Regions from separate parts of the Homo sapiens genome. Here region 1 is linked to region 2. A link is a loop called in an ENCODE intact Hi-C map of the cell type or tissue named here. Cell type or tissue: heart left ventricle. All regions are shown on one strand. Each heading gives the region's core, and the rest is flanking DNA. Links, peaks and the distances in the headings are about the cores only.

What was found. A loop is a pair of places that touch in the nucleus more often than their neighbours do. Peaks named below come from ENCODE experiments on the same cell type or tissue, not always from the same donor. Only the 100,000 strongest peaks of a DNase experiment are listed, where the experiment ranks them.
Region 1: it touches region 2 in a loop (2.3-fold over the local background); 21 of 110 quality-filtered maps call a loop at or near these places.

Annotation. Positions count from the first base shown.
Region 1 is chr5:52,805,718-52,816,757 of GRCh38, reverse strand. The region is part of intron 1 of ITGA1 (integrin subunit alpha 1); the gene reads right to left. Among named protein-coding and RNA genes, the nearest start is that of PELO-AS1, 10 kb to the right of the region's middle. In heart left ventricle, for the core only: no CTCF peak of the experiment used is centred there; no DNase peak of the experiment used is centred there.
Region 2 is chr5:52,887,671-52,905,874 of GRCh38, reverse strand. ITGA1 (integrin subunit alpha 1) reads right to left here. Exons shown (of 29, transcript NM_181501.2): 8 at 17,910-18,060; 9 at 12,035-12,200; 10 at 8,347-8,420; 11 at 7,492-7,636; 12 at 1-112. It also overlaps the pseudogene B3GNTL1P1 and the pseudogene RPL17P21. Among named protein-coding and RNA genes, the nearest start is that of ITGA2, 93 kb to the left of the region's middle. In heart left ventricle, for the core only: no CTCF peak of the experiment used is centred there; no DNase peak of the experiment used is centred there; H3K27ac peaks cover 1,323 bases.

The DNA.
Region 1 (11,040 bases), core at 8,092-10,591, 90 kb after region 2:
TCCTGAGAAGGTTATACCTCAGGAATTCTGGGAGGAGGTGTGCCAGGCAATGGGCCCTGAGACCTGCTCCAACCCTCTGGATATGGCCACATGGTCCTTCGTTGGTAACCAGGACCCCAATCTCTAAGAGAGGTATGGCCAGAATAGCTAATGGTGGACCTATTCCACACTCCTTCAGCCTGTGAGTGAGCTCTTAACTAACAAAATGTCCATTCAGTAGCCCCCAGCCTCCCTATCCCTCCCTAAGAATGAAAATTTCTAGTGTGTTTATGTGGGTTGGGGCAATAGGAAGACTTCATGCCATGGCTGGGAACAATTGTTTTTAGATTCATAAAAATAAACACTAACTTCACGGTTTAAACCTGTGACTGTGAGTGGCTAACATTGAACTATCTCTAAAAGATCGTTAATTTTCATCTTTCTCATAAAGAAATGATCTTTATTTGAAAACAAGAATATTTGTTTTATTTCTGCTGGCATATTGGTTTCCTTTCTGAATTTAAAATATGCTCGATGTGCATGGATATATATTAAGTCCCAAAAAGATTAAGTTTAAATTTAGCATATAAAATAGGTAAAATGTTTGGAGCATTACTCTGGACCAGGCATTATAAAAAGTGTTAATAATCTCAATCAATTAAAAAAACACAATAGGTTGTAACTTAGTTTGCAGGTGAGGAAACTTCAGTAAGTCACCTCAATAATCAGTGTTAGATATTAGACTCAGGTGGTGTAATTCCACAGCCTTTCCCCTTAGCCACTACTTACTACTGTCTCCCTGCTGTATGTTATTCATGTCATCAAGGAGTTTTTGTGACTTAGTTTTTGTTTAGTTATACATTTTAAATTAAGCTACCTTAATTTATTAAGATTATAAACTCAGCTGTAGTTATTTATTACTAATTTTATTTTCTAAGAGAATCTCACATTATCAAATTGCATCACAACCCAACTACTATTACTGTAAGTATGTCTTACAATTAGGCACCTTCTTGAAGTAACATTATTTTAAGACATAAGAATCATCTGGAAAAGATGATTGCTAAGTAGACATTCATTGATATTCAAGGCTATTGTTGAAAGCCTTAGACCAGTGTTTTCCAAACATAGGGAAGGAGATCCCTATTCCATTTTTTGGAATGGAGCCCTTCTCCATTCTTCCAACAGAGGCTCCAGAACTAGAGCCAAGACCAATCCTGGGAAGGAATACATTCACCAGGCTCCTCCCAACATCTACCCAGGCAAAGATCTCTCCTGCCCAAGCCAGTCATGACCAGGGGAGTAGGAAAGTTGAATATCAGGATGTAGGGTTGCTAGATACTCAGTTACATTTGAATTTCAGATAAACAGCAAGTAAATTTTTAGAATAAGTATGTCCCATTCACTATTTTGAATGTTTTATAATAAGTATGTCTCCTCTACTGTTTTCCCCCATCCCAGGCTCCCAAAACCTAGCAACCCTAGGAAAGTAGGAGAGAAACACTGGCTATATTTTTATATTTTTAACTTTGGCTCACCTCCAAATTTATATTTTACTTTAGGAGAGTAAAAACCGTGGTGGATCTTGTTTTTTTGATTAAATGTTTTTGGCCTACCCTGCTTAGCATTTGGTGCCCAGCAGGAAATCTGGATATATTTGCTAGCTGATTTTTCTCCTCCTCTTCCATACTTGAAGTTTGACAGCTGGATTGGAAAACAATGTTTAGGCTAAAGACAAGTGTGTGTTGGGAGTGGGGAAGTACATCATCATTTTCCTCTTTCCTGACTTCCATTTCATTCTAGAACCAAATGTCAGCTAAGGAAAAGCACAGATAAGAGATATAAGTGGCCTGAGGTAACCCCAGGAAGCCCTGGGTCTGTAGAAACTGAGTTTCCGTACTTTCGTGATGCATCAGGACTAATATCAAATTCCTGGCTGAAATTTTCCTAGGCTGAAAATTTAGAGACTGATAAACTTGTAGTATTTAAATGAGCCATTTAAAATCTACCAATTGGACTGATTCTTTTTCTTTCCCCCCCTTTTTTTTTAATACCTCTCAGAAGGTGCAGAGGACTAATTCTCTCTGATTGTTGGGCAGATACCTGTTCAAATATCAGGAGCTTATGAGCAAACTGAAGCCAGGTTTAAGGTAATTTATTCAGAAAAAAAAGTCAGATAAAAGGAAAAATAATTTTGTATTACTCAACTAATTTATATGATTACGTAATTTATAGGATTGTGCTTTTTTCTAAGCAGATATGAAGCCTGAAAGGGATGCACTTTGTTTTCCTAACAAATTGGCATCTCTGATGAGGAACAGTAAGTGTTAAAAACTCATTGTGGGCTCGCACAGTGCTCACACCTGTAATCCCAGCACTTTGGGAGCCTGGGGTAGGCAGATCACCTGAGGTTAGAAGTTTGAGACCAGCCTGGTCAACATGGCGAAAACCCGCCTATACAAAAATTAGCTGGGTGAGGGGTTGCATGCCTGTGGTCCCAGCCACTTGGGAGGCTAAGGAACAAGAATCGCTTGAACCCAGGATGCTGAGGTTGCAGTGAGCTGAGATCGCGCCACTGCACTCCAGCCTGGGTGACAGAGCGAGACTCTGTCTCAAAATCAAACAAACAAACCAAAAAACAACTCATTGTGAATTAAATCCTGAGACTAAAAAGAAGTGAAATCAGTCCAACAGGGCTACATAAAACAGTGATATGTCATCAGGATCTGGAGTCCTGCCAGTCCAGGCTCAGCATGACCATTGTTTCTTCCAGCAAGTGGCTGAGCTGGGATTTGAACAATGCCAGTCTGACTGCAAGGTACTAATAACAGCACAGTCTACCAGTTCCCCTAATACCAATGCAATGGCTGGCTTTGCAAGGTATTTGGTAAATGTTAGTTCTCTTACTTCAACTTCTTTAAAATGGTTAGTGAATATTTTCTTTTGTTTTGGCTACCTAGAATCCACAAATTCCTCCTGGTTGGGGAAGGTACATAGGAGATGTGAATGAGAGGAGGAGATGTAGGCATATAGAATAGTCCGTTATCCTGCTCCTGGTTCATAGAATGTGGGCATGTGACCTTTCAATAGCCAATCTGATTTTCACACTCAGAGATTATTCTCAGAAGCTCTGGTTGAGTCTCTCAGAAGCCCCAGTGTATTGGTGATGGTTGTCTGGGGGTGGCTATTCCATCAGCTGCATTGCCTTACACAGGTGATTTCTATAGCAGGGTTCTGACTGTGCCTCCCCTCTTTGTTCCTATCTGAGCCTCTTTGCCTTCTTCCAGAAAATTTCTTCATTTCTTGTATTATCAGACTTGGTTCCTGTTGTTTGCAAGTAACTGAGAAATAGTAAGATAATTGTAGTCTGTTTATGACTTATATATGGCTGAAACACCCAGGCTGAGCAGTTAAGGAGATTCAAATCATAATTAACAGGTACCATAGGAAGTAAGATGATTAAATGGAGGCAAAGACAATACCTAACATCTAACCTAATAGCTAATATTAATTTTACTTGATTGGAAGTTTAATGAGGGTCATGGCTGCTATAGAACCAGTTTCAGGGATGAGTTTCTGTGGTTTCCATAAGCAGAGTCAGGACCTCCCAGCATTCTGTGTGCACTCAGTGGTATCCTTGAAGAGGTTACTATTCCTGGCATGAACATTACAATTGAAATGTGCTCTTCTGTACTCCTCTTCATTTGTGTGTAAAACTCACAAAAGTGGGTCTTTCATCAAATTTAAAGAAATAAAAATATTATAAAGACAGAGAACCAGCTGGGTAGCCTGTCTCATGTTGAGGGTAACTCTGGACTGAGTGGGTCCACTTGTTCTGGTTTGAACACAATCTCTGACAGACAGCTTTGGTAGAGAGAGATTTATGTTAGGAACAGGCATGAGGCAGATCTTCTGCATCATATTTCCATGGCTGATCTGTTGCCCAAGTGGTGTATTTGGCAAAAAAAAAAAAAAAAAAAAAAAAAAAAGCGATAAGAAGGAACAAAATGAACTTAAATTGCGCTCTTAGGAATTTTCAGATATTTTGCTTACATCATATCATTTATTCCTTGCAACTCTATGAGAGCAGTTTTATCATTTTTTCCATTTTACAAATTGAAGCTCACAAAGCTAAGTTTGAGAATCATAAAGGTAACATTACTTGCTCAAGGTCACAGAGCTCACCTGTGGGAGATCCAAGATTTTCTAGTCCAGAGCTAATGTCCTTACCTACCGGATAAGTGAAAAACATTCAAAGGGTGCCCAGATCCAAGTACCATCTCCTGAGGTGATTCTAGCCAATTGTAATGTCTTCCTGTTCTCAGTGATATTAGCTTTTAATTTCTGTAACATGTGTGATTTTTGTGTCTTGTTTTACACAATCCTTGCACCCCAAAATGATTATAAGCTTCAAGAAGTGGGTGGGATCTGGGTTCTCTACCTTTCTGTAGGCCCCCTCCCATTGTATTTAGCAACACATATGCATGTAAATGGCATCAATAAATATTCACAAATTGATCGGTTTTGGTACTAATTGTGAATTTATGATAGTAATTTAAAAATACATAAATGTATAGACAAATCCCACAGTGAGGCATTAAAGCTAAAGAAATACATTCCCCTCAACTTTATAAAGTTGCCTTTTCAGAATGTCTATGTTCATCTCTTTTCTTAACCAGAGAGCTGATTGGTATTGTGGTCACAGGACACATTAAAGCTAATAGTCCTACTCAGTGATGACACTCCTGGTTTAACCTGGCTGCAGATAAGAAGCACCTGAGGAGCTTTTAAAATGTACAGATGCCTGGGCTCCTTTCCCAAATATTCTGACTTAGTTGAGGTAGGGCTCAGGCATCACCATGATTTTAAAACTCCCTAGGTGATTGGTGCCGCCTGGTTTGAGAAACCTCTAGCCAAATGGAAAGAGCATTCCAGTAAAAATTAAGACCTGTTTTTTCTCATTGCCTATTTCTTTGGGAGAGTGAGCAAAGTTGATAGAAGAGGAAAATAACAAGAAGAAAAGTGGCAGGACCCTGCAACTTGACATGCCATTGAAATGTGGCAAACTATTAAAAAATATTTGTAAACCTCAAGATTTTCATGCACGTATTTACAGAGTGGTTCAAACAATTGTCCTACCACCCTATATTCAAGTTTAAAGTCCCCCAACAACTTTAAAAATAGGGGAGTGTTTGGCAAAGCATTCCAAATAAATGACCCTCAGCTCTGGAATTTGCTCCTTCTAGCAGGCTGCTCTCCTTAGTAGTCAGCCAAACCCCAAATCTGGCAGCTTTTAAAATAGGGTGCAAAAAAGATTCTTTTTAAACCTGAGAGTCACTAAAGATTTATTTTACTGGAAAGACATGATCGCAAAAATAACAAGCAATTATTGTTACTGCACCAAGTAGAATCAGATATCTGCAAGAGAGATTATGAAGTCAAGAGCCACCCTTCTTTGCTCATTCTGCAGATGAAGAAACCAACTCTCAAAAAGATGAAATTATTTCCTCAAGTCACACAACCTAGTGGCAGGGCCTGGTGTCATGAGTCATGGGCCAGTTCTTACACCATATCCTCTGAGAATGACATGGATGATTTCTTCCTTGTATCATACTTGGTTATTCACAAATGCAATGTTCTTGCAAATGTTAATATTATAATCTTTGGTAACTGTAGCAAATAATCGTTGAATTATTTTGTAATTTTTGGTGTGCAACATCCTTTGCAAAGTCCTAAATTTCATACAGATGTGAAAGCTGGTTGCGCTACTTTATTGATCCTCACAATTAAAATTTCTAATTCATCCAGAAGAACATATGTGAATCTGTATGAAATACATATCTAAGAATTTTAAATTTACAATGAACCATTATAAAAAGGCCTTGACCTTCTCCACATTTCCTACCTACTTGCCCGTTTCCCATTATATTTTACTCTGACCTAGGGAAAGTACAGGATCAGAGATAAAGGTGAAAATGATTCCCAGAAAGACAGGAAAAATTTGAACTTATTAAGCTCTATTAAGTTTTAGATAAGGAGTTAGGCCCAGAGTGAGAAATTTACTGTGGTGATAACAGACTCATTCTCTTGAAAACCTACTAGTGTATTTAATGAGGCAGATAGTGAATTTTGCATCAGTCTTCGCACTTTCCCACATTCCACATGCTATCCCATTTTCTTCCAGTTCAGGCTGAGAACACACTGACACACAAAGGGTCAGAGAACTATTCCCAGAGTTCATTCCTCCTCATAAAATAGATTGTGGTTTTTTTCTCCCTTCTGCAGAAAATGTTCTTTCCTTCTACCATATCCAATCCATGTTGGCCATTTAGTAAAATGAACAACTTAAGAGAGAAGTTATTTTTGTTTGTTAAAGGTGTTTTCCTGAGTTTTACAACGAAAGATAAAATGTTGAATATAAAAATAGAAAAGACCCCGGTGGGTCTTTCTAGTGTCCAGCCCCAGGGCCTTCCCCAGGCCCCAGCTAGCTCCTTGTCACTTCTTTATTCCTGACTTCAGTCCCCAGGGGTCAGTTTCCCTTTCCCTGAGGTGGCTGTGCCACCAACCAGTTAATCCTGGACATTCTTTCTTCCAGGAATGGCTATGGAAAGGGACAGAATGTCTCAAACTCCCCTGTCACCATCCCCATCTTTGCTGTCCTAAAAACGAAAGAAGCTAAGCTTCCTTTTCTGGTTTAACCAGTCAGTGCTTAGTCATGTAAGAAATGCAGAGGAGACAACAAAAACATGGATACTATTATACAAAGGTTCCACAATCTTTCAGAGTCCTTTCAGTCATGGTCCCTGGTCTGTATTTGATTTTCATTTTCTTATGAGGGTAGGAGGTAATGGAATCTCCTTCTCCATGATGTCTCCTCTCAGGTTTGTTGACTCCACAGTAAATATTTAACATTTAGAGAGATCAGGGATTACAGAGACCACTCTGTAGAAGAAAAATATTACCAAAGTGAAGTTGAGGCCAGGTGCAGTGACTCACGCCTGTAATCCCACTTGGGGAGGACAAGATGGGCAGATCACTTGAGGTCAGGAGTTTGAGACCAACCTGGCCAACATGGTGAAACCCCGTCTCTACTAAAAATATGACAATTAGCTGGGTGTGGTGGCACGCACCTGTAATCCCCAGCTACTGGGGAGGGTGAGGCACGAGAATTGCTTGAACCCAGGAGGCAGAGGGGCAGTGAGCCAAGATCAGGCCACTGCACTCCAGCCTGGGGTATAGAGCAAGACTCTTGTCTCCAAAAAAAAAAAAAAAAAAAGTAAAGTTGAGAGGCCTTAAAAGAGGAATAATCTCAGGTCCCTTCACCTGATCTCTCTAGAAACTAATGGAAGATCAGTGTGGGCTTCTGGAACTTGCCAGTTTAAACTCTGGGAATACCTCCTCACTAAAGCCAGGCTGAGTTAGCCCTCTGAGCTCCCATGTTCCTGTGCCAGATTGCACTGCTATTACTACTGCTTTACCATTCGTTCCCCATTGTAGACTGTGTTTTTTTGCAAGGAAGAGACTGTGATCTTTCTTTACTTCTGATCACTGGGGGCTATTAGAGTCCCTGTCACATAGTAGGTACTTAGTACATGATTTTCAGAAAAATGAAATGGTTCTCAGAAGAAGAAAGGCAGGAAGAGTTCCCTATAGGGAAATATAAATACTCCTCCAAGGAATGAACAAGACTTCAAAACTGAGTTTGAGTCTCAGCAATGCTGCTCAGAGAAAAACTGCCTTGCCACAAGATGATAATTTGATAAATAAGGAGGGTTTAAGGCATTTTTGAATCCTGCATTGTTCCTTGTTCCTCTACCCCAAATGACTCAATATGAATAGGTGACAAAAAGTAGGTGACATTGGAATCAGATATATCAAACAGGAATGTGGACCCTGTGAAAAACTCCTATTGTGTTTGAGCAAGTTACCAACCCTCTCTGGGCTGGCTTAAATCTGTAACATGAAGGAACTAGGTCCGATGATATATAAAGTTCCTTACAGCTTTAACCTCTTATGATTTTAAGTGATTCAGAGCCATGTACTGAAATGTATTTTAAGCTTCCTCTTCAAACTCATCAAACAAAAAAAAAAAAAAAAAAAAAGAAAGAAAGAAAGAAAAAGAAAAAAAGAATTATACCATAGTCAACAACACACTTGGGGAGGAAAAATAAACTATAAATTATGGTCATCAGATCAAATGAGCTGAAACACAAGATTAAAATGTTTTCTATCCACAGAGCAATTTTTCACAATGGTGTCAAACAAAAAGTTCTAGTCAATGTTTACACTAGGACTTGATGAAAAATTCCAGACATAAAACTTCTGGAACGTAGACTTGAACTCAGAAGGACCTCCTATCTCTGAATAAATTGTACAACTAAAATCTATTGGGATTTTTTTCCTTAACAAAAATTCATCCTTCAACAATTATTTGAGTTTTATTACTGAGACTATTAAGGCATAGTAAAACTCTGGTTATCTGGAACAGTCATTCTAGGTATGACAGCTAAAGATTTTTTAAAGTACCACTATTTTTGGATGAAAATCATTGAAAGACATTACATTTATTTGACTTCTTTAACAGAATACACTGAATGTAATTTAATCTTTTCCTCAGTGTGAATACCAGGTACTGGTATTGTCCTCAGTAACATCCTCAAGTCCCAGTGAAATACTCTATAATACTCTAGGCTTTTTTTCTTTTGACAGTGTTTCAGAATCCACTCCCACTATCAGCTGTCACTTTTAACTGCTGTCAATTCTGTCAACTTGGCCACTTGTGGTCATCTCCTGCTGATATCTAATTTCTAGATTAAAGGCAGGGAAAACTGTCTTAATTCATCCTTGCATACCCAGGGGTAGCATAGTTCTAGCTACTTAAGGTGAGTCATTAAAAAAAAGTTTATTGTAATAGTGCATGACTTAATTGTAGGTTTAAAATTAAGCAACAAAAAAAGCTTGCTGAAACTAGGTGTGAAATAACAATAAATGAATGCTGGATAGTGCTTGAGGGGATTGCTTTAATACATAGATTTGCCACATTTTCTCTGCTTTCTAATTCTCCACTATGATCCAGGTAGATTAGAGGACCACAGAATTGAGTTCCTGATTTTTCATAAGATGACAAAATAATAGAATAAAAACATTAAAAATGATTGCATAAACTTTGGCTGATTATATAAAATTTAGTGTCATCAAATAATTTATTTTTATTTTTAGATACATGTTTGCCTACTCCAAACTGAAAGCTGAGAAGAACTGGCATTCTTAGATTTTTTAGGGTGATAGCTGAGGGAGCACCTCATCACACCCACTAACTGTTATTTTGGATAAATTATTTAATCTTCTTTAATTTCATTTTTTTTGCATCAGAAAATAGTAATGACAAAACCCTTCTGACTGGGTTCTTGAAAGACTAATGCATTTTAAAGCACTTACCATAAGACCTGACACTTAATAAGCACACAGTTACTTTTGTTATAACAGGTTGTCCATTCCTGGAGTGGGGACAGTGGTACCAACCCTGGGCAAAGCCAGGCAATATGACTGCCAAAACATTTTGCTCTTGAATTTGCTACTTGGCAAATACTGCTCTTGCCTCAGTATTGGGTGTTTTGAAAACAAATGTGGCACCCAAATAGAAATAAGCTTTAAATTCCTTAAATCTCTGACATTATAGAAAACAGGCACTTCCATTGAACTAACATTCTAAAGAATGGGGTTTTAATGTAGGCAATTTTAGGAAATAAAGAAAGGAAATTTAAAAGAAGACTGATATCCAAGTCTCCACAATTTATCATAAATGTTATCATCCTTAGCACTGAAATCTGAAAATTTAAGACCTTCCCATATCAATGTCAATTATTATAGAGTTAAAATATTCATTGTAAAAAGCAAACACTGTAGCCTCAAATTTGTATGCAACTATAATACTACACACAAAGGTGTTTGTCCTTACAGAAACTCATTCATTTCTCAATTTAAATTAAAACATTCATAATATTCCAATTTATTAATCAGTGTTATTTATCTCAACACAATATAATAACATGTTACTGAAAATAGAGATATTAAATACTGCAAAATAGTTATTTTACAGATTATTCTTGGAAATTTAGAAATAATAGTGTAACATGTGGATGAGAATACAGATGGTGATATATATCACACACTTCCTAAAAAGGACTAATTCTTACTATATAAAGAAAAACAATGAATGAGACTTTATCATCGCCACTGAAGAAGGTATCTCCATTAATAAATACCTTCTCCCAATGTTTTTGAATGGTATTTTTAACCTAAATAAATATCTCTTTACTGAACTTGGTCAATTTTTTTATTTCTACGTGAAGTTTACTACTTGATGACCATATTTAGCAACTCCTGATTGTTCTCCTTGTTAAATCCAAGACTACTAATACAGGTTTTATTTTCTAACAGCTTCATTAGCTGCATTTTTAACTTCTAAATCTTTTCCTAAAAAGGCATAATTGATTCACAAAAATATTATAATTGCATCCTAGATCCTTTATAAATCATGTTGGCTGTGTGTAACACTTTTACACTAAATTTCTAAATCAATTCAATTCATGAGAGATACATATAATACATTAGGAAAATCTTGAAGAGCACTTTTCTAAAATACTGAATCTCTTAGAGTATATAAACTGAATCACACCACAAAGTTTAAATATGCTGACATCCATTGGAAGAAAATTATTTTACTGAGCATTTTACCAACTTTATTGGAATTAATTGTTCTTTCTTAAGTTGCTCTTCAGCTCTTCACTTTAGTTGTGCTTCACTGCTGGAGAATTCATTTACTTAAACATGATATACCAGCAAAATTGTGTGCTGGTCAAAATCAATTTTTGAAACAAATTATTTTCAAATCATTAAGAAAGATGTAAATCCAACTGCAAAATTGATGCCACAGTTCAGACTCTTGTGGTTCCTCACGGAATAAAAGGGGAAGTGTATCTCTGATTTGTCTGGTGAGACAAATCAGAGATACTATGTTAAGATGGGGAGCACAAGGCCATGGGGTCCGCTAGCAGTAAC
Region 2 (18,204 bases), core at 7,284-9,783:
TTTCCATCTTCCATCCTGTAGATAATGACCTGGCCTGTATGATTGTACCGAGGCTGTCCAGCAATATAGAGCACATCTCCAGAAGAAGCAGTAGCAGAGTTTACAGTGTAACCTAACAAAAGAAAGATTCCAGGTATACCACCTGGACCCTTAAAGGCTTCATGTAATAAATTAAGACTCTTTTTAAATGGCCAAGATAATCATTTTTATATGGTTATATTTTGAAAATAATATTTTTTCTTCAATGCACGTAAGAATTTGTTTTGGTGGAAGCTTTTAATATGCTCTCTATCTACCACAACTGCTTTCTCCTGAGAAGTTATTTTCCCCCAATCTGAGTTTTTCATTATTTAAAATCACAAATGATATAACAATGATGACACACATAAAAAATTGCACATCCCCACCCCAATTTGTAATAAATCAATTGTATTTCATTTGGATATATGTGTCTGCACTACAGAAATTAACACTTTTCATATAATTGGAATCATAGAAAATGTAAACCTTTTCTGTGCTGCTACTAGCTTTTAAAATTGTAATTTTAAATAATTGAAGATGATTTCTCTTGGTTAAAGCATAAAGACATTGCATTTATATTACATGGCCATTTCCCGATAAAACACTAGAATTCAGGTGGTTTTAATATTTTTGGTATTATGCTTCAGATTTCAAAGACACCTTGGAGCATTTAAATTTGTCCCTCTTCTGGATTTTTTGACAGTACATTTCAAGGAATAGATCACTGGATCACGTTTTTAATGGTTCTTATAGTGTCTAGAAAATTGTTTCCAGAAAATTTGTACTACTTTGTTCTATGAACCGCCATATGAAAGACAATTTCATGAAACTGTCCCAGGCTTTGTGTATCATCACTATTATTTAAATTTGTGTATGTTTTAATAGGTGTTAAACATTGTCTAACAACAGTACCTTTCTGTGATTTTAATGTGACTTTATTCAACACAGAGCTTGAATCATTTTTCACGTATCTGATCTTTCCTCCTTTTTTTTTTTTTTTTGAGATGGAGTCTTGCTCTGTTGTCCAGGTTGGAGTGCAGTGGCGCGATCTCGGCTCACTGCAAGCTCCGCCTCCCGGGTTCACGCCATTCTCCTGCCTCAGCCTCCCGAGTAGCTGGGACTACAGGCGCCCGCCACCACGCCTGGCTAATTTTTTGTATTTTTAGTAAGACGGGGTTTCACCGTGTTAGCCAGGATGGTCTCAATCTCCTGACCTCCTGATGCACTCGCCTCAGCCTCCCGAAGTGCTGGGATTACAGGCGTGAGCCATTGTGCCCGGTTCTCTCCTCTATTTTAATTGAGCTTCCATGCTCTTTAAAATTTTGATTGTCTTTTTTCTACTTTTGATTTTATTTGCATATATTTTATATTGAAATTATTCCTGGGTCATTATTTTTGTTTCTTCGGTTTCTTCTGGAATACCTTTTTCTTCTATGCAACCTCCTCCTCTGGCTTAGAAAAATTTGTTCTATTTCAGTAAGCATCATTTCAGTGCGGTGGGTGCGATAGTGGGGGTGGAGGTCACGTATGGGTTAATCTGACCATGAGCCCTGTAAACAGAGCCAGTGTATCTTGGGTGCTTCGCCCACCTAGATGTACACAATGATCAAGAGACTCTACATACAAACCTTTAAGATCAGCACTGCTTTTTACATTTGTATGCATGTGCAACAAACTTTCAGCACTCTTTTGGGGCCATAAACCCTCTGTCCAGCTCCACGGTTTGGCTTTGGACACATCTACCAGCTCCACCATTGCAATGATGGAACGGCACACACTGCTTCTGTAAAGTCACATCTTTCAGATACTTGGTGGCTTTTCAGATATACATAACCCTTGATTGCCTGGGTAGCTTCATGGATGTTCTTAAAGTGAACACGAAGATTTCAATCTCTTGATTTGAATGATTTTTTGGGTTGTTCTGGGTCAAGTGAATAGTAAACCATTTTAAGAGATCATCTCAGGCTGCTTACAGGAAGAGCATAAATTGTGTCTTTAAGATTAATTTTTGAGTGAAAAGTTAGATTTGTTCTTTGTGTTTTGAGAAGAGAGCCATATCAATGAATAAAAATTGCCACATGCAGATTTTGATTTTATAAAAGGAATAACTCTTTTAATAACCAGATTTCTTCAGTGGAGCAGAAGTAAGATTATTTTTCAAAATGCCACAGAATAGCACTTCTCACTGAGAAAAAGATCATTTTTCTAACTCACTTACCAAGTATTTTACTGTAAAGTAGGTTTGACTTTCTTTCAAAAATGTTAAAAAGGAACAAAAGTTTTTATACAGTATGTTTATTCTTACAAGTGCTAAAGGAACACTATTCCTCAGGCATATTATCCTTTATGAATATTCCTCACATTCTCATTCCTTCATCTTTCTTTGAGGGTTTTTTATTATTATACATAATAGAATCTAAAATATTTTTTCGAACATGTAATGTGTTACATGTTTGTATTACTAACCACAATATTGTTTTAAAATGAATCTTTCAGGCCATGTTTATACATACATAAAATGGAAAAGAAGAATGTGCAAAATGAAGGCTGTTTTATTTCATGCCACTCTGCTAAGAAATATAAAGAAGGGAGTAGAATGAGAGTGTTAGTACGTGTGTGTTTGTGTGTGTGTGTGTGTGTGTGTAATTTGCAGAGCTGTGAATGTAACTTGATAAAAGGCCTCCTTTAAAAATGAGTTAAAAATTATGTTTGAGGCTAGGAGTTGTGAGATTATTTAGTTAACTCTCTTTGATGACTTATACTTGATAACTAAAAATATTAGCTGAAATAATCTCAGGGACAGTAACTACCAGTTAGCGTAGTTACTAATTGAGGCTTGGGTGTCTAAAGACAAGAAAGAAGAAAAGAAAAAGAGAGCCAGAGCCAAGTAAAGCCTAATTTTAAAAGAAGGAAAATAATTATAAATATTTAAGCTTAATAGTGTTTCCTGAAAAAGAAAAGAATAAGATGGAAGAAAAGGGCTGGGCGCGGTGGTGCATGCCTGTAATCCCAGCACTTTGGGAATCCGAGGCAGGTGGATCACCTGAGGTCAGGAGTTCGAGACCAGTCTGGCCAACATGATGAAACCCGGTCTCTACCAAAAATATAAAAAATTAGCCGGGGATGGTAGCAGGCGCCTGTAATCCCAGTTACTCAGGAGGCTGAGGCAGGAGAATCACTTGAACCCAGGAGGTGGAGGTTGCAGTGAGCAGAGATCATGCCACTGCACTCCAGCCTGGGCAATAAGAGAGAAACTCTGTCTCAAATAAAGAGAAAAAAAAAAGAGGAAAAAAAGGCTAAAATGGATGGCATAGCCCTTTGCATGGATTTATGAAGAATGAATTCTGTCAGCTCTCATAATTCACTTCTTGGGAAAAGGGCCAGGATCTAGTGAGGTAATGGGAAACAGGTATGATCTGTCTTGATGCCATGACATTGCCTCACATCTTTCCTTCTCCTTTGGAAGCTGTATGGCAGGAATAGAATTCAGCAAACTGTGGGTGGAGGAGGCAGGGGAACATAATCCCAGCTGTATTTTCACCACCAAATTCACTTGCAATGCCTGTATTGGCATAAGGCAGTTTGGGTAATAGAAAGATGGGGTAGGACTATGTCCTGAGACAGATGTTTGACAGCTTGAGTTCTTACAGTTTCCTGATCCTTATTGATAAGCATGGGATTTTTCTAACAGAGCCTCTGCCTCTGCTTCCTTCATAAGATTTTTCATAGCCTTACAACTTGCAATCCACACAGTTTATGAAAAAATACACTCAGTCTCTTCTCAATTTGTGACCCCCACAAAGAAACATTTTGAAAACTTCATTTCAGATTTAGAATATTATTTTGGGTGAAAAAAAACACAAGGTATTTGTCCTGCCTTTTCTGAATGCTTTTCTATTTTGAAAGAAATCTTACATGTATTAGACTTTATGTTGGCAAAATGTCATATACCCTCACTTGTGAGTAAGCTAATGAAATAATTTCTGAAACAGAAAAGAAAATCTCAGCACACTGTAGAAAACATACCCAAAAATTTCCTTTTTGGACAGAGAGAAGTCATATATTATAAATACTGTGCTCAGAAATAAGATTCTTAATATTTTCTTACTTGCAGTGGCATCTTTAAGTTGAATTCTCCACATCTGCTTTAAGCAACGTTTAACCAAAGGTTTTTGGGAATGACAAATTTAGGATTCTTAAGAGTTTATTTACTTTAAAGGAATTTAATCACATATAATTAAGAATACCAAAAACTACAGTGTTATCAATTAAAATGTGTGGGCTTCCTAAGAGTGGCAACAATATCATACACATCTTTGTGGACTTCACACAGTGTCTTTAAATTTGTAAATACTCAATACTTATTAGTAATAGTACTAATGTCAGCTACTATTATTATTTTGTATTATGTATGAGTTTTCTACTGCTGCTGTAACAAATTACCACAAGTTGGTGGCTTAAAGCATCATGAACTTTTTATCTTACCATTCTGTTTATTAGAAGTCTGGCATAGAGCTTCCTGGACTAAACATCAGGATATTGGCAGGTCAGTGTTCCTTTCGGGAGCCTATCAAGGAGAATCGGTTTTCTTGCCCTTTGTAGCTCTAGAGCCATCTACAGTTTTTGGCTTGTGGCCCCCCTCCATCTTTAAAGCCAACAACACTGCATCTCTCTGACCATTTTTCCATAGTTCTGTCTCCCTCTGGCCACATCCAGGAGAGGTTCTCTGATTTTTAGAATGCTTGATTGTATCAGGTCCAGCCAGATATCTGAGGATAATCTTCCAACTCGGGATCCTTAATTTCATCATATCTGAAAAGTCCCTTTTGCCATGCAAAGTATGGGTCCAGGGATTAGGACATGGACATCTTTGGGGATCATTATTCTGCCTACCACAATACTAATAAGAGGAATGTTTATTATATAACATTACACAATAAAAAAATACATAATAACATTTACATAATAAAATAATAGACAACACCCATTGAGTGTTAACTGTGTGTCAGGCACAGTACTAAATATAGTCATTACTTAATCTAACAACCCAAATGATATATATGGTGTAATTATTTCCATTTTAGAAATAGGAAAATTGAGGCTTTGAGGGGGAGAGTAATTTGCCTAAAGCCATAGCCAGGGGCAGAATCAGAAAACAAGCTCAAGTCTCTATGACCTCATCGCTATCGCTAATTGTACACCTTGTACCATAACTGCTTCAAGTCTTTAGTATCATAGAATCAGCAGCTTTATAATTTTTATTTTTATGGGTGTGTAATATTCATTAAGTGGATTTACTATTTACTTAACTACCTGCATATTTTCGGGCATTTAGGATAATGGCATTTCCCCCAATAACATAAATAATAATACAATGGAAATCATTGTTCACTTGGCATTCTTAAATATTGGATTTTTTTCCCTAGGTTAGGTCCACAGAAGTGAAATTTCTGTATAAATGTGGTACGAACATTTTTTATAGCTCTGTAAACACATTGTCAAATGCCTTTCATAAGGAGTTTTACTAATTTATATGTCATCCATTATATAGGAAGATAAATGTTCTATATTTATTCTACATATAACAGAAGCCTCAGGTTAAGCTGGTTCTTGATTCCAAGGTATTTCACATAAACAGTCTCATAGAACCTTAGGATGTAATGAACTTTTAGAAGATATCTAATCTAATCCCCAGCCCTCTTTTTTAGGTATTCTGTGTCATAGCACATATCATACTGATAGTGATTGCTTGTTTCATTATTGTCTCTCACCCAAAAAAGTAAGGTTTATCAGTGTAGGAACTGACCTGCCCCATCTATCTTTTTATTCCCTATAAACTCAGTGTTTGGCACATTGCTGGTACTCAATATTTGTGCAGTGCTTTCTTAATCAACCCAGAATCAGTTATTTTGGTATCGTGATATAAACACTGACATAAGAATCAAGAAGCCTCAATTGTGGTTTCACACCTGCCATAGGCAGCTGGGACATAATTGTTCTATCTCTCAGTTTCTTGATTGGAAATTAAGACTACATGCTCCATAGGATCTCTTTTAATGCTAAAATTTGAAATGAATTTTAAGCCTAACCCCTATATTTTATATCACAATCCTCCAAATACCTAAAATACATGCAATGCACACTTTGTTTTCTAACCTTCAATTTCTTTAAGTTTTCGAGAGAGTGAGACTTGTAGCAGGGAATTGCTTCGGGAGCTGACTTTTCTGTGTAATATTTTACTGGCACATCCTAGTTTGTCATTTTCTCCTTGTAGTATGTGATACTTAGAACAACCAGATACTCTAGCTGTTGTCTGACCAGAGTGGAATGTAACAGGATTTCTATGAGAAACAGACTGGACTTTCATTCATGCAGTTCTACATGTCTTAAGAGATTTTAGCAGTCACAGTGCAGCTGCTGTTGACTGTTACATTTTTAGTCATCTAAAACTCTAGTCCTTTTATTCTTCTTAAGTCCTGCTGCTCCTACAGCTTTAATAGGTGTCCTTCAATAAGGAGATGTATAAACACCGCAGTAAAGACCTGCCACCTTCCTGATAAAATAGAAAGCAACTGGGACAGAGAGAAAAAGACTTGTCTCCGGGACAGAAAGATCCCAGAGAGGAAGGCTAACACGTGAAGCTGTGAATGCTTCCAGGCCAAGGTATGTGTTTTCTTTATCACTTTATTCCCAGCACTAAGATCAATGCCTGGGGCAAAAGAGGATCCCCCAAATATTTGTTGAGTGAGTAAGAGCTGGGAAGCCATATCCTGATGGTCCTTTTTATTTTAGGTCCTCCCAACTGTTGGTGAATATCTTTTTTCAGTGAGGGGAGAGTTCCCTGGCATCCCCCAGGTGTTGCTCAGCTTGGTATAGATCCCAAATAAAGTGGTACCAGACATACAACTCCTCATTTCTGGCAAGACACTGGGAAACAAGATCATGTTATATCACTGGGTTTAAGTTCAATATTTGTCTGATTGTGAATGGAGCTATTAAAGAAGAAGTTACATGACAAAATACATTTTTCTTTTCCCAAATTAGGACCCATAGAGAGAAATTAATGATAGAAGACATTTAAGACAATATGAGTTTGGTTTTCAGGATATAGGAGAAGTCGAGGTTTCCTTTTCTACTCTCATTTCTTGTCCACCAGGTTCAAAGTTCTCCTTGAAGTTAAAGTTGATACCAGACACAGAGAAACTGAACATATCAGAAAGGGCACATATCAACCTAAACCATTCCCTGCATTAGACAGCCCTACTAACAAAAAAGGACCCCCATGTATGTCATTTTGACTAACTAAAGCTGCTCAGAGGCCTAAAACTTTGCATGGGTTCTGGAAAATACCCAACTTGTTGAAATAATCCTGCTATATGGTTGCAAGCCTATAGAAACATAAGCAAATAATGCTAAAGGTAAAAAATGGAAAAGTAAAACAACTCTTTTATAATTATATCCAAACCTTACCTAAATAAGAAGCAAGCGGTTCATTCTTTTTGGTAGACTCAACATTAAAGGTTGTGTTTCGAGGGATTATGATTTGACTAGCCTTCTGCATGACAACTGTTCCATTCCAATCATAGGCTCCTACTGCTCCAAGCATGACCCAGTCCTTACATGCAAATAAATAAGATAATAATATTTAATAAAAATAATAAGGGGAAATACTTAAACACCATTAACAATGTGTATAGGTATACTGTTCAAAGTGCTTTACATTTGTTAGCTTATATAATCCTCATGATAACTCTATGAGTTAGATGCTATTGCTACCATACCTGTTTTACAGAAAAGGAAATCAAGGCACAAATAACTTACCCAAGTTATACAGTAAAATTGCACATGGAAATGTCAATATTCTTTTGCAAGGACCATTATGCCTTTTCTTTCATTAACTGCAAATGATATATTTTCTAATCTTGTCTTTCTACTTTATTCTGGGTGCCCAGCATCCTAGGTCTTGAACATGGAATTCTAATAAGACCCTTGAATTCCTTGACCTGTGGAAAAATATTCCACATCTGTAGCAAATATGTTAAATTATTTCATTTAGACAGATACATAATTACAAGGCAAAGCTCACACTGTCTGATTCACAACTATTAGTACAATGTAGTGAACTGTGTGAGAGAACATATTTTCTTAATAAGAAGCTTGTGAAATGATATTTTCCTATTTGAATTAGAAAACATCATCATAGCCTGCATAATTGTTCAAGCTATGAACTGCACGTTGCACTTACATACTGATGGCTAGATGTTGGTTTTGGGAAGGGAAGTCTTGCAAACATATATTTCATTTTTCACCAACTGGTCAACATACCTGTGAATAATGAGCACTGAAGCCAGTCTGAGACATTTCCATTTCAAATGAAGCTGCTGACTGGTCAGCTGTGGCTATAACATAGGAAAATATCACTGTAAATAAGTAACAATGCCTTTTCATGCACTACTGACTTGCAGAATACAGATACCTGGTAGAGCTTGTGGTCTTACCAACCAGAACTTCAAACATCTTAGGGCATTTTCAGCCATACATTTCTCAACCCAAAATTTCTAGGTAGGCCTGGGTAGAAGACAGAGAAAAATAGTCAAAGGGCTCATGTCTCAAATTCTTGTTCATTAGCAGCCCTGTCCTCGCCAGAGGGGTTGAGAAATCTCCATTCTTATACTGTAGCATGTTGTGGATCCTATGGTGCTTTGGGTCCACAAGGCTCAAGTTGGATGTACTACAGTAGGAAATTCCTGTCCAAATTCATGCCTTGGGAACCCTGCTGAGCCCTTAGGCTAAACTCCCTTAATATGTTATGGGACTGAAAAAAATTTCATTCACATATTTAAAGAGGTTTCTCAACTCCATCAGTCCCACCCATATTCAGGCCATAGATTCTGTCAGAATTTCATTGTGTGATAAAGGGTTTAGGTATTTTAGTATGCATTTATTTGCTCTAATTACTGGTGGTAAGTATCACTCACAGATCCAGAGGGGTCTTTGTGATAGGGCTGCCCACATGCCATTCAATCATACATTTTTAAAAGATCCTGTACCCATTTTGAAGCTCTTTACTGAAATGCAGAGATAATTCAGAGCATTCCATGGCAGTCTGCTACTCTCAAATTATTCTCAAAATATTCACAAACCCAAAGCCACAATTTCCTGAGGGAATTGATGGAATGTTGATTTATTTGCTTGCACTAGGGGTTACTGATTTATTTGGCCTTGCAGATAAGTTAAAAATAGCACTTAAGAAAGTCAGTCTGCCCTTTCGTTGAGGCAAGAGAATAATCAAATTTGTGAATGTAACTATTTGTTAGTTATTTACATGGATAAAATTGTGAACAAATACATCAGTAATTACCTTTGTAGGACTAGATTAGACGCGGCAGTGAAGAATTCAAATATATCATTTTAATCTCTTGTGTGAATTGCCCTGTAATTTAAATGACTGAGATGCATTTTAACTTTAATTTAAACATGTATTTTCAGTCCACAATGCTTTCAGGTGTTTTCTCACTTATCTGCAAGATCAATAAGAATGCAGCAACGGAAACCTGCATTATTTTCAGCACCTGCCCTGCCGCTATTCTGCCTTCAGCTGAGAACAGACAGAAGGACGCTATGTGATGTTCTTCCTGCTGCAGTGGCATCATGGTAATAGACCACTATATTCTCCTGGGCTTCTTGCTTCAAACTTCTCCCTGGACTGTTCATGGGTGTTTGGGCCAGCCACTCTAACCACTGTGCAGCCTCTGGTTAGAAATGTTGGCATTTTCTCCCAGTGCTCAACGGGAAATGGAGACAGTAGACTATTTTCTGATGTACTAAGCAAGTCCTTGGCATACTTGCCTCAATAGATGGCACTGTCCTTGGCAAACAGAAATTTCATAATCACAGCTACTTGTCATCTTAAGATACATGTTGACAGGAAATGGAGATTTCCCGAGCAACAAAGAAATAAAGCCTTTTTAAATATCTCATGAAAAAAATAAGAAATAGTCTAGTCAAAACACTGCTTTTGGTGTAGTGTAGCAACAAAGATGATATAGAAGACATTTGTAATCTGTAAAGTTCCTTATAAAATGATGTCATATTTAAATATAGAGACTTCTTGGAGTGTTTGGGCTCTTCAACCTGTCACCTTTAATCCATGGTGTAGTTAGGTTAGAAATAATCTGAAATGTCATTTCAGGCAATTGATCTCCCCCTCCCCTAGCTGAAGTGGGCTTCATTTTTGCCAGTTTTAGGTTACTTGCTTACTTAAAAGGAGATTTAGAAATGACACTGTATTCTGTTGAACTATCAAATGTAACTATGTAACTTTTCTTTTAAATTATTTTTACAGATTGTTTCTATCATATCTTAGCCCATGTTATTAAAAATTAAAAGTACACAATTAGTTGGAAGACCTTATGTATTTTCCTTAAGGCCAGCCAAGCTCATAATCTGGTTTATTGGTAAATGACACCGGGAGAGCTGTTGAGAGACCAAAGCCACTTAAAAATGACTTGTACACAGAGCACAAGACAGCTGAGTTCTTCAGAAGCAGCTGGGACTCCAGACTCATAAACAATTAGAGTGTTCTGTTTCTAAAGGCACAGGGGAAAGAGGCCAGGGGAAAAGGGAGGCACAGAAATTCAGTCTGGCTGGCCTGTAGATTCCTATCACCTCTAAATCAAATGTTCTAAGTACGGATTGTGACCCAGTCATGAAATCAACAGACTGAGTATAGCCAGCATTTTTTTTTCATTGAAAGAGATTAGGGTAGAATGGAATTGATGAGAAACCATCACAGTGCATCACATGTAATAAGAATTATCTTGTGAAACTTTGCCTTATTTTTATATGTATATATTTATGTGCACTGGGTCAAAAAGCAAAATGTAGTTATTATCGTGAGTCACACTCAAAAAAAGTTTGAAAGCCATAACTCTAAATAATTATCTTTCCTTTCTGTACATTTTCATATTCTAATTTTTCTGCATTTTCCCAGCCCCTTGACGCTCAATCAAAATGGTCTACTTTTTTTCAGTTGTGTCTCATTCCCATTTTGTCTTTCTGTTTCCTATTATCAATCAAATCAGGGAAACTGAGAAAGTGCTTTTAAATTTCTATTGTTAAGATGTAGAAACAACAGTCTTTCAGTGTGTCCTCACAAGGACAGGGTCAACTGGATTTGGATGTAGCCTAAGGGGAAAAGAATTCTCTGGTGGTTTCTCTCCCTAGTTGGAGAAAAGGCGCATGTTCCCTGAGACTAGAGATCATCAAAGAATGTGAAGAAAGAAGCTTTGCCAGTTTGCCTGGCATAACAATTCTGAAGACTTTTTTTTTTTGTTTTTTAGGAAAGATCGAGTTCCAAAGTAATTAGCTACTTGACATCCTCTACCTAAGGCAGAATAGGGAATGCCATAACTCGTTATCCTCAACAGCCAGTCACCATTGAAAACTCAAGGAAAAATCTGCAAAGAAGTAACATGATTTAGACAAATACAGTGAACCAATGTTTCATTGCCATGGATTTTAAGGCAAATTTCCATGAAGACCTTTAAAATGGGCAAGGAGCAAAATACAGAGAAAATAAGTGAACAAAGAAGTTATTGCATAAGAGCACTCTTGTAGTAGCTCAATATGAAATGAAGAAACAAACAAACAAAAAAAACCCAAACCAGAGGTAGTACCCTCATTTTCCAAATCTATGTAACAGAAAAGGAACAAAGCACATGGAAACATTTTTGTCCTGGCACATCTACATTGACCATTGTCTTCATCGGCTGTCCCATCAGCACTGCCCTACCATGCCCTTACAAAGAGAGTCTCTAGCAGACACAGTGTTGTGAGAAACAGCCATCTTAATGGCAGATTTATATAAAAGAGCATTGTTCCATGCTAGATATTGTACACAGTAAAAAAAAAAAAAAAGTATTACTGATGTATTAGGAATAAATACAAAAATCCCATTATACTGATTTTGAATTGCAGAGAGAACATGCAGCAATAAGATAAATAGACATACCTTCCAGGGCAAATATTCTTTCTCCCAGAGTTTTAACAATGGTGACTAGAGCCAATTCATCAGAGACATTGAAGAAATGCTTTTCAGTGGGTTCACTTGCAATTGATTTTATTTCCTCCACAAATTTTTCAGTGCTTAAATTTCCTCGGTTATAGCTGCCAAGAATCTAAGACACAACAGAAACAGCAAGAATATATTTTAAATTCTATGTGTTAAATAAAGGATCTCAAGCATTTTGTCAGTAAACAACAGTGTAGAGTACCTTAGCATAATGGAATTTTTATGTACTTTCATATTTATGGAAGAGTGATTTTCAAAATTTGTAGACTCCCTAATATTAACTGTTATATAAACACCACAATTGGTGTAGAAAAATATAAAGGGCAATTTTGTATGTCTGTGAAAATTTCTCCTCTTGTACTCTGTGTCCCTGTTACTAACAGCTGTATTTTTAAAATCTGACAGTTCAAAAGTAATGTTATATTCATAGTTTCTGAATGTCTTTGATATTATTCCAGCTAGTGATGTCATTATCTGCTGGCAAAGGCAATCAGCAAGTGAGTTGCCTGCTTTTGAATGAGCAATTCTTCCTGAAACTATTACCAAGGCACAGTCCAGCACATATATATTTTAAACACATACTGGACTAAGTGGTAATCTAAATTGGCAATCTGGAAAATAAACAATTGAGATATTCTTGTTTGAAACCAAATGCTGGAGACAGGGGCATTCTTTTTTATGAAGAGGAGAGAGAAGCAGGAGTTATATATGATTGTTAACTATAATTATTTAGATGTCCAAGCAGGTTTTCTCAAACATTTAGTTTTTTTTTAAGGTAAGGTTTATTGCAATAAATTATATACAGTAAAATTCACCCTGTTTAGATGTACAATTCTATGAGTGTGACAAACCAATATAGTTGTGTTACTGCCACATCAAGGTGTAGAATATTTACATCACCCCAAAAAGTTCCCTCCTGCCCCTATAGTCAATCCCTTCCTCCCCTCGTTCAACCCTGGCAACCACCGATAAATAATCTGTCCTTATAGCTTTGATTTTTCCAGAATGTCAGATTTAAGGAATCATATAGTATGTAGCCATTTGTGTCTGGCTTCTGTGACTTTGTACAATGCTTTTCAGAGTCATCCGTGTTGCTGCATGTAGCAGTAGTTGGGTCCTTTCTATTGCAGAGTAGCATTCCATTGTATGGATGCACCACAATTTACTTAATGAGAACATTTGAGTTGTTTGCAGCTTCAACATATTATGAATAATGCTGCTGTAAATATTCACATGTAGGTCTCTGTAATAGACATATATTTTCTTTTCTCTTGAGTAAATAACTAGAAATGAAAGTGCTGGGTCATACAATAAGTGAATGATTAACTTTTTAAGAAACTGCCAAACTGCTTTCCACAGTAATCGTCCCATTTTGCCATTTTACTATTCCCATCAGAAATGTCTAAGAGATCCAGCTGCTTTGCATGCGTGTCAATACTTGTTATTGTCAGTTTTTTTTGTTCACTTGTTAGTTTTAGCAATTGTGTTAGCGTATAGTGGTGTCTTATTTAATTTGCATTTCTCTAATGACTAATGATGTTGAGACTCTTTCATACAATTATTTGCTATAGTATTTCTTCCTCGGTGTAGTTAGTGTCTGTTCAAATCTTTTTCCCATTAAAAGAAAACGAGATGTTTATTTTCCCTTAAATGTGTTGTAAGAGTTCTGTATATAGTCTGGATGCAAGTCCTTTATGTGTTTTGCAGATGTTTTCTTCCCGTCTGTAGATTGTCTTTTCATATTCTCAACAGTGTCATCTGAAGAGTAGAAGTTTTACATTTTGATGAAGTCCAACTAATTAGCTTTGTTGAGGTTTGTACTTTTTCTGCCTAAAAAAATTAGTTTTTAATGTAAAAATTTTTTATGTTAAAACTGTTTTTAATATAAAAATGTTCAAGATAATGAAAACATTTTTAAAACAATATGTAAAATTTAACATGCAAAAAAATTTAAAAATCCCCAATATGTAGATATGACCTAATTCTATTTTTTAAATCACATAAGTACATGGGCATAAAAAATGTGAAAAAATGTGTATCATAATATATTATTTTGTATTTCTGTATATTAGGACACTAGGTGTTTCCTTATATTTGCTTCAATATTTTTTTTAAAACTTTATAATAAAAAATCACTTCTGTAATAAATAAAAAAATTAGTTTTTACCATAGTTGCAAGTGTTACCTGAAGATTATCACTTTGGTTTTTTTTTTTTTTTTTTTTTAGTGTTCATGATACATTTATAACAATAACTCAAACTGGACACAAGCAAAATGTCTATAAACAGTAGAGTACAAATTGTGGTCTATAAAATAGATAACAATAACAAAAAATGAATCCCCAGTACACAAAATATCACAAGCAATAATTATGTTGAGTGAAAAGCTAAACACACAGTACATACTATACAGTTTTATTTATTTGAAATTCAAGAATTGGCAATCTAAGTGAGCTATGGTGGTATGTCACATCAGTGGTTACTACAGGAGGTGTGTATTTAAAATGAAAAAAAAAAAAGAAAAAAAAAACATTGCTGGGTATATATCCCAAAGAAAGGAAATAGTATATTGAAGAAATATCTGCACTCCCCTGTTTATTGCAGCACTGTTTACAATAGACAAGATATAGAATTAACCTTAAGTATGGATCAATGGATGAATGGATTTAAAAAAACATGGTATATCTTCACAACAGAATATTATTTATCCATTAAAAAGAACAAAACTTTGTCATTTCCAGCAACATGGATGGAACTGAAGAACATTATATTAAATGAAATAAGCCAAGCACTGAAGGACAAATATCACTACGTTCTCACTCAAATGTGTGAGCTGAAAATGTGGATCTCATAGACATACTGAATAGAATGGTGGTTATCAAAGGCTGGAAAGAGTAGTGGGGAAGAGCAGGGATGAAGAGGGGTTAGTTAATGGATTTAAAACTATAATTAGATGGAAGGAATAAGAGCTAGTGTTCAGTAGCACTATAGGACAACTACAGTAAACATATTGTATATTTCAAAATAGCTACAGGAGAAGATTTGGAATATTCCCAACACAAAGAAATGATAAGTGTCTGAGGTGATGGATATTCCAATTGCCCAGATTTGATCATTAGCCACTGTATGCCTGTATCAAAATATCACATGTACCAGGTAAATATGTACAGCTATCGTGTATCCATAAAAATTAAAGATACATTTTAAAAAAGAAAGCACAGGAAACTTTCTGGGAGTGATGAAATTGCTCTATATCTTGATTAAGTCTTATGTGGGTGCACGTAATTGTCAAAACTCACCAAATTGTTCACTTCGTGCACACTTTTCACACTGAAACCTTGCATTTCACTGTATTGTAAATATCACTTCAATTTTTAAAAACAGAATGAACTATACAGATATGCAACATTATGGATGAATCTTAATATAGTATTAAGTTTTAAAAGTTCCAAAATATTATATACAGCATTACACTCTTTTTAAAATGTTAAAAACAATGAAATATTCTTAAAATTTATTTTTTTGGATATGTATGGGTGCCTAAATATTATTTTGAAAAGTAGAGCCAGGGTTGAGGAATGTAGAAAGTGGACTGATGGTTACCCAGGTGGAGGAAGGCAGGTGGTAAATGTGCTCAGATGTAGTTACCAAAAAAGAGAGCTAGCTCTCAATTTGGGTGGTAGGTCCATGGATGCTTATAATATTATTAAAATAAATACACAGATATAGTTCTAAACAGAGAAACAAATAAAGTTTGTTTCAACAAATGATTACAATTTGGCCTGAACGAAGCAAGGATCGGATTAATTCAAGGCTATGCTCCTGGAATCCAAAAAATAAAGGAAAGACACTGAGCCCTTTGCTATTGCTTGATTTTTTTTTTTAAGAATATCCAAATCCTCTAAGAAGAAGGAGAGTCTTGGCCTCCAGTGACCATGAAGGTACAGGAATTTTTTGGCTTCACATTTCTTTTTCCAATAATAGCCTTGTCTGGCATCATTAAAAACGAAGAGCTCCATGGTGCTGCCTTCAAAGTCCTGTTACAAAACAGACCTCAAGCACCCTTCCGACCATGGTTCTGCACTGTGGCCTGGGAGGATAGTGGGCACAAGGGCAATGGGCTTGAGGGCTGCCCCCACCCCTTTCCTCCAGGTCTGAGGCTCCCCCTACCCATCTGAGTAGCTCACCCCCACTGCACATCTACATGTAGTTTTTTAAAGTTAGATTTAGAATGGTAGATTAAAAAACTGATAGTTTGATTAAGAAGGATACAGATTTTTCACTTATAGAAAGTTAGAAAAGAACTAAAATTACTGTTTAAAGTGCTGCTGTTTATAATCTACGAAAGACTTGTTTATTTGTATCATTAAATGCATAGTGGGCTGGGCACGGTGGCTCACGCCTGTAATCCCAGCACTTTGGGAGGTCAAGGCAGGTGGATCCCCTGAGGTCAGTAGTTCAAGACCGGCCCGACCAACATGGTGAAACCCCATCTCTACTAAAAATAAAAAAATTAGCCAAGTGTGGTGGTGTGCGCCTGTGGTCCCAGCTACTTGGGAGGCTGAGGCAGGAGAATTGCTTGATCCTGGGAGGTTGGAGGTTGCAGTGAGCCGAGATCGTGCCACTTCACTCCAGCCTGGGTGACAGAGCGAGACTCCATTTAAAAAAAAAAATGGATAGTAGTTTAGAGCAGCAACTGAAATACTATAATGTACACTCAATGTTAATGTGAGAAAGTGAGTCTTGAAGGCAGTGCAGTGGCTTTTGAATGTTCCTTACTAGAGAGAAGGCAGTGGCAGATTTATTCTCAATTCTTTTCTTTTGCTTCAGTAAAGCCCTCATCCTTTTCCCTGGGGAGTATCAGTGACCATCCCAGAGGAAATACCACACGTCTCATCAGAGGACTTTAAGCCACTTTGCCCCTGTCCTCTGGGACCACCCAAGTCACTGGGTGCCCTTGCCTCTTTCTCAGCTCCCTCACCTGCTGTTCCATGAAGCTATAGGAATAATGAGGTTACAGGAGTAATGCACTAATGTCTGAGAAGAACTGCAAGCTGTTTTGAAGAAGCACACTGTTAAAACTAGAGCTAGCTCTGAAGTAATTGGCATACCATTTGGGTAACTTTTTATTTCAGAACTTGTTCCCCACTAGAATGTCTACATTTTAGGTCGAAAGGTCTATACCAGGAGCTTATAAATTGCATCAGAAAACAAAAATTCAATTCCTGTCTACTTCGCTGAAAAGCAAGTGTCAAACGTCAGAAGTTGTTAATATTTAAACAGAGACAACTGGCACTTTCCCCCACTTTAGCTAAGTGATGGGGGAAGATAATTAATGAAAAAGAGAGTCGAAAATTGCTCAGACGGGGAAGGGAAGCCCAATGGCCACTGCTCTTGTTATACTGAACAAATCCTCTCTCTTATTTAAAGGCAAAGGCATTTTTCCCGCCTTCCCACCCTCTTCCCTTCCTTTCCTCCTCTTCTTTTCCTCTTCTTTTTTTCAGTCCTCTTTTTCTCACCCTTCCTTCCTTCTTATGTTTTTGCTTCCTTCTTCCTCTTTTCATGTTTCCTTATTTTCTTCCTTCCTTCCTTCCTTTCAATGATTGTTTGTTGAGTGTCTGTTTGGCCTGGCATTGTGCTGGGTACTAAGGACCCAGAGGGAGCAAGATCCAAGTCTGTCCTCCCAGGGCTTACCTTCAAATGGAGACCTTTCTCTTTTCCAACCTGGTTTGTGTGACTTTCATAAAATTACCCAATATGCACACAGCTCTTCTCTACACCTAAGAGTTTGAAAATATCTCCGGCAACACACTTACAGCTATGGAAAACCGTTGAATGTTTTCATCTTCACAGTCTTGGATGACCTTCTTCAGTCGATGATTGTCATGAGACTCTCCATCTGTCACAATAACCATGACTTTTTTAACTCCTCTTCGGGCACCCCGGGCTTCCGTGAATGCCTCCTTTCTAAAGTAATCACAAACAAAAGAGAGGTTGATAAGACACCACTTTACAATAGACAAAGTAAAAAACTAAACAAAAACACTGACTACTCTAGGTAGCCTGGTGCTTCCCTCCAAAATTAGCATCAATGCCCATCATTCAAGTTGG